Linked DNA regions of Mus musculus: region 2 is linked to region 1. The links are chromatin loops, found by intact Hi-C in ENCODE. Cell type or tissue: left cerebral cortex. All regions are shown on one strand. Links, peaks and the distances in the headings refer to the core of each region. The heading gives the core; the rest is flanking DNA. Region 1 holds the start of Fbl (fibrillarin). Region 2 overlaps Eid2 (EP300 interacting inhibitor of differentiation 2).

Region 1 (2,907 bases), core at 119-2,618:
TCCAAACCTAAACCAACCCCTCTCAATTCCAATCACCTACCCCGCTAATAGCCGGGCTAGTAAAGTCGCTCTCACTACAGAGCAGGGACTCCCAGGTCCCCAGAGCCTCTACTCCTACAAGCCTTGGGTCCCGCCCCTCCCGGAAGCGCGGCGAGCGCCAGCCTGTGCACGCGAGCGCCGCACACCACGGAGCCGGAGATCCTCATTTACCCGGGGGGAAGCTGGGTTGGGGACCAAGGTATCGTTGACAGGGAGTGACAGTGGGTGACGGCGGCAACAGGGAAGGCTTGGGGTGGAGACAGGGGCCCTTTCATCTGCGACCCAAGTCGGATCCCCTAAAGCAATGCTCGGAGATCCAAGCCCCAACTCTGGGTCAGGGTCTGGAGGGCCGCACCGGCCGCTCTGAGGCGGCAAGCTTGTAGGCCGGCCGGTGAGCCGAGCTCACGGCCACATCCCCCGGCCCCGAGCGGCCGCGGTCCCCGCCCGCCGCGCCTAGAGCCCCCGACTCCTGCCCGCACCGTGGTCCTTACCTGGCTTCATTACTGCGTTCTGGTCGCGCGATTCAGGCAACCTGCGGCGTCCCCGACTCCACGAGTCTCAGGCTTTCGCACGTGGAAAGGAGCGCCTGCGCGCGGTGACGCACGGCGAGTGACGGAAGCGCGTAACCACGCCCCTTAGACGCGCGTCCCGTCTCCCGGAAGTCGGAGTCGGCCCCTTGGGTGGGAGTTCTGAATCCTTTTCCGGCTCTGTCGTGTCTCTACGCTCCTCACTTTTTCCTAGAGTGGCAAATTTTATCACAAGTGCGCTGCGACTTTTCCTCTCACTTATGCTAGCACTCCAGGAATCAGGGGTTATACCGATTTTTAAAAATTTATTATTTTTCAAAGACTTTAAATTTTTAAAATTTTATCCTTAGAAGTGTTTAGCTTGCATATTCGTCTGTCTGTGCACCACGCATACGCCATGGAAGTCAGGAGAAGGCGTCAGATCCCCTGGAACTAGAGTTACCGGCAATTAATTGTGAGCCGCCAAATAGGTGCTGAGACCCGAACCTGAGTCTTCATCAAGAGCATTATGTTCTCTTCACAGCTGAGCTATCTCTCCAGCACAGCCTTATGTTTCTGTTTGTTGTTGAGGTTTGTATTTTATGACAGGGTTTTGCAGTGGGGTCCAGGCTGAGCTGGAACTCGGGATCTCCTATGGTACACTTCGCTTTTCTATTTCTCCTTCCTTTTCCTTTTCCGCTCAAAGAGCTCCCTCCTTTACAGCGAAGAACAGGCATCTCACTGCTTCTGCTCTCTACCCCTGGCCTCTTACTGGAAATCTTCACTCACCCAAATGTTGTCGCAGCTGCTCCCAGGCCACTGCTGGTTTGCAGTTGTTTCTGCCTCTGTTCCTCCTCTTCAGGTCATGAATTCAGCCCACCCTACTGATAAAGATCACATCAGTCGAGCAACAACTGTTGCAGAAGGCCCAGTGTTAATGTTGCACCACCAGGAGGCAGCACAGGAGCGACCGGTCTCCAGAAGAAGCGTCCTAATAGCCAGAACTTACAGCCTTCCGTGCAACTGAAAGATCATTTGCACTAACCGCTGACTTTTTGTTGGGTTACCAGGGGAAATGGTTTCCCTCTGGCCTTGGTGAAGTGGCTGCCAAGGATTATAGAGGCTTCTGATGGCAAAAAGTCCATGTTAAACTCTTGGGGATAGTCAGGGCCAGGATAGTGCCTCCTAGAGCAGGAGTTGTCTTTTAGCATTAAGTGGTGGTCCATGCAGTATAGCTTCCTGGAGGTGTCTGTGGAGCATTCAAGAGCTGCCAGGCTGCCATGACAGTAGACCAGCTGGCTGCCAAGAGGGGTTTGCTTGGATGGTAGTCATTCAAGGCAGCCAAGTGCCAGGGAAGGGCTGGATGGTTGCCAGGGTGACAAATCACCCTAGCATCCAGCACTGGTTTTTGTTTTGTTTTAGACAAAATAAGCATTAAAGGGGATTCTTACAAGCCTGTAAGACACTGAAATGTTTTAGTGCTTACACATTGTGTGTGTATGTGTTCACGAGTGTGTGTGTGCCCACACACATGCAGGTATGCAGAGAATGGAGGAGGATGTACGGTGTTCTGCTCTATCACCCTCTCTCTTATTCTCTTGATTTAGGATCCTCACTGAACCCGGAGCTAGGCTGGTGGCCAGAAAGTCCCCTGTCTCACCACTACCACCCCAGCCCTGGTGTTACAGACACACAGGTGACCACTTCAATTTTTTAAGACAGGCATTAGGATTTGAACTCAAGTCCTCATGCTTGCTCAGCGCAAGATTTCTTACTTGCTGAGATACCTCCCAAGCTCCTAGGATTTCTTAAAAAATTAATTTAAATTCTTTCTTTCATTCTTTTTTTTTTGTTTGTTTGTTTGTTTGTTTGAGACAGGGTTTCTCTGTGTATCCCTGGCTGTCCTGGAACTCACTCTGTAGACCAGGCTGGCCCCAAACTCAGAAATCCGCCTGCCTCTGCCTCTCAAGTGCTGAGATAAAAGGCGTGCACCACCACTGCCTGGCTATTTTTATTATTATTATTATTTATTTAAAAAGTTCAATAAGGTCTGAACTTGGCAAGTACTATGTAAGAGTCAGCTAGGAAGTACTAGTTGTGAAGGTATGAGAGGGGTCGTGGAGAGCAGCTGAGATTTGGTAACATATGGCGGTGTTAGAGTCCCTGTGGAGAGGTCACTCGTGAAGGTGTGGCCTCAATTACAAAGGAGGTCCCAGGTTACTGCAGATGCCAAGACTGCTGAATGTCCACCAAGAACAGCGGCAGGTGTGATGTGGAACCAGGTTAAACCTGAGACAAGCTGTGTGCTGAGGACTGCAGAGTTGGAGAAGCTGGACTACCCAGGCTTTTGGGTGCTGGTGGG
Region 2 (2,907 bases), core at 300-2,799, 100 kb before region 1:
CAGATTTCTGAGTTCGAGGTCAACCTGGTCTACAGAGTGAGTTCCAGGACAGCCAGAGCTCCACAGAGAAACCCTGTCTCGAAAAAACCAAAACCAAAACAACAACTACAACAAAAATCTGGACAGTCATGAGAGAGGAAAAGGAACTAGATTTTTGTGGTGTGTGTTGGGGGTGGGATCAGACCCAAGAGACTTGTACATTCTAGGCAGGGGCTCTACCACTGAGCCATGCCCCAACCCCTCACTGGGGGATTCTAGGCAGGGGCTCTACCACTGAGCCATGCCCCAACCCCTTACTGGGGGATTCTAGGCAGGGGCTCTACCACTGAGCCACGCCCCCAGCCCCTCACTGGGGGGGTCTAGCCACGCCCCCAGCCCCTCATTGGGGGATTCTAGGCAGGGGCTCTACCACTGAGCCACGCCCCCAGCCCCTCACTGGGGGATTCTAGGCAAGTGTGCTATCATTGACCCACCTTTTGTTTCTTTTTTTTTTCGAGACAGGGTTTCATCGTGTAGCCCTGGCTGTCCTGGAACTCACTTTGTAGACCAGCCTGGCTTTGAACTCAGAAATCTGCCTCTGCCTCCCAAGTGCTGAGATTAAAGGCATTCACCACCACACCGGCTTCACCTTTTCCTTTTTTTTTTTTTTTTTTTTAAGATTTGTTTATTGTATGTAAGTACACTATAGTTGTCTTCAGACACTCCAGAAGAGGGTGCCAGATCTCATTACGGATGGTTGTGAGCCACCATGTGGTTGCTGGGATTTGAACTCAGGACCTCTGGAAGAGCAGTCAGTGCTCTTAACCGCTGAGCCATCTCTCCATCCCCCCACCTTTTCATTCTAAAGTGAAAAGATAACTTACAATAAAAACCTTACAACCGCTATATCTTTTTTTTCTACCGTCAGTCTGGTAAGCACTGTGCATCTGATGGTTGAGCATATTGGCTAGGGAGTCAGAAAACATCCAATTATCGATCACTGGTGGGAGCACCAAGGGGCCAATTAGCTGCATCTGTAAAGTTACAAAGGCAAGCCTTTGGCCCAGGACTGTCACCTCTAGACATCAGGCTACAGAGATTATCAAGAACAAAAAGCCTAAGAAGCTAGTGAGACGAACCGTCAATTTTATGGAAACTTAAAAGACAAACAAAACAAAACAAAACCAGGCGTGGTGGCGCACGCCTTTAATCCCAGCTCTCAGGAGGCAGAGGCAGGCGGATTTCTGAGTTCGAGGCCAGCCTGGTCTACAAAGTGAGTTCCGGGACAGCCAGGGCTATAAAGAGAAACCCTGTCTCGAAAAAACCAAAAAACCCCAAAAAGTAGTAGGTATATAACACCATCAAGTATAAGACTTATTCCACCTTGGGATGGTAGACATGAAAAATGTGTTCAGAACGGAAGCAGTATGTGCCTGCCCACGGGCCCGTTGGTGTGCGCAGGCGCCAACCTACCAGAGGTGGCGCCATACTGCCAGGAGAAACCGATGGGAAAAAGCCCACCGTCCACCAGTATATTCCTGGTTCATAACAGCATAACCACAAAATATAGCCCTAAGGAGTAAATATACTGGTCGGGAAGGTTCTTCACGGTATCTTCATAAGAAATCACAATATCCAAACCAAAATCTGTCAACTCTGCTGAGAAATAAAATGTGTATAAAAAAGGAAACAAGGACGGAAACTGCCTTCAGAGGCTGCATGAGGCATGGGGACAAGGAGAGAAGGACAGAAGACTCTCAATCCTTCATAGTCTTGGGACTTAGGAATAGATTAATTACAAAGCAATGACGGAAAAAAAAAACTTTTGAAAAATGGAAAATAAAATCCCAGAAAATTGGTATGTTTGGAAACACGATTTATCACATACTATATACAATATTTATGTTGTTCGCCATTCACAATGTCTGAGACACAAAATCCCTCTTACACTATACACGCTTGTTGACGCTGACGTGAAGACTTTGCCTGCTCTGACAAGGTCAAGTTCTCCACAGAAACCTCGTCCTAAAACCAGCTTTCTCTTCGAGTCTTCTTCGTCGTGGGCTCTACTACTGGCAATTTTAAGTCTTTACAGTTTTACAAAACCGTCCTTTACTTATTAACGAAGCCACGAGGATGGACCTTTTCCATAACACAAGAAATTTCAACTGATCATAAACTCAAGAAACGGTAGGAGTCTACGATGCTTTCCCTCCCCACCCCCAATTTTCTGACGCTTTTCCTCCCTCTGAGGAAGCGCTGCCTCTCAAGATCCGTTTGATTTCTTAAAACCAAGTTGCAGGATGGGGTTTCACTTGGATGCGGAGGTCTTGGTGCCGTGCCCTCCCCGCAGTCCGACTCTTCACTCTCTGTGGATGAACTTATCGCAACCCAGTTCTTCTATTAGAGGATTGATCACCTCTGATGCAGTCAGGGCTATGGTAAACGTTAAAATGTCAAAATCCACCCTCTGGGGGTTACGCAGGTACTCTATGTCGAAGGCTGCCTCCCTGGCTCGGCAGGCCTCCACGAAGCGCCGCCGGCGCTCCTCCAGCTCCTGGATCCGGCCGGGGGCGATCGGGTAGTTCTCCAGGTAGTGGCGCAGGAACTGCTGGTAATTGATGCCCAAGACGCTGAGGGGGTGGCGGAAGCGCATGTACGGCATCGCCGCCAGGCCGCCCGCCCTGGACCGGGGCCTGCCCTCCGGAGCCTCCTCCTCCAGCGGATCGCCCAGCAGCCGGGCCACCTCTGCCATCCGGGCTTCCCTGGACGCCGCCGCCGCCGCCGGGCCTTCGCGGGCCGCTGCGCCGCCCCGGGGCGCCGCCCCAGGGCCTCCTCGGGCCGCCGCCGCCCTGCCTTCCCGGGCTGCAGCCACCCGGCCTCCCCTGGCAGCCGCCGCCGGGGCTGCGGGGCCTTCCCGGGCCGCCG

What was found. A loop is a pair of places that touch in the nucleus more often than their neighbours do. Peaks named below come from ENCODE experiments on the same cell type or tissue, not always from the same donor. Only the 100,000 strongest peaks of a DNase experiment are listed, where the experiment ranks them.
Region 2: a loop joins it to region 1, with 2.0 times the contacts of the local background. A loop is called at or near these places in 2 of 42 quality-filtered maps.

Annotation. Positions count from the first base shown.
Region 1 is chr7:28,167,442-28,170,348 of GRCm38, reverse strand. Fbl (fibrillarin) reads right to left here and starts at 601. Exons shown (of 9, transcript NM_007991.3): 1 at 531-601. The coding sequence starts at 540. It overlaps Gm31024 (a long non-coding RNA gene), which reads left to right and starts at 1,487. Exons shown (of 2, transcript XR_001778069.2): 1 at 1,487-2,241; 2 at 2,424-2,907. In left cerebral cortex, for the core only: a CTCF peak has its summit at 1,476 (motif pointing right); DNase peaks (open chromatin) are centred at 207, 662, 1,481 and 1,828; H3K4me3 peaks cover 1,679 bases; H3K27ac peaks cover 1,765 bases.
Region 2 is chr7:28,268,100-28,271,006 of GRCm38, reverse strand. It overlaps Eid2 (EP300 interacting inhibitor of differentiation 2), which reads right to left. Exons shown (of 1, transcript NM_198425.2): 1 at 1,839-2,907. The coding sequence ends at 2,342. Among named protein-coding and RNA genes, the nearest start is that of Eid2, 1.7 kb to the right of the region's middle. In left cerebral cortex, for the core only: a CTCF peak has its summit at 1,445; a DNase peak (open chromatin) is centred at 2,604; H3K4me3 peaks cover 939 bases; H3K27ac peaks cover 589 bases.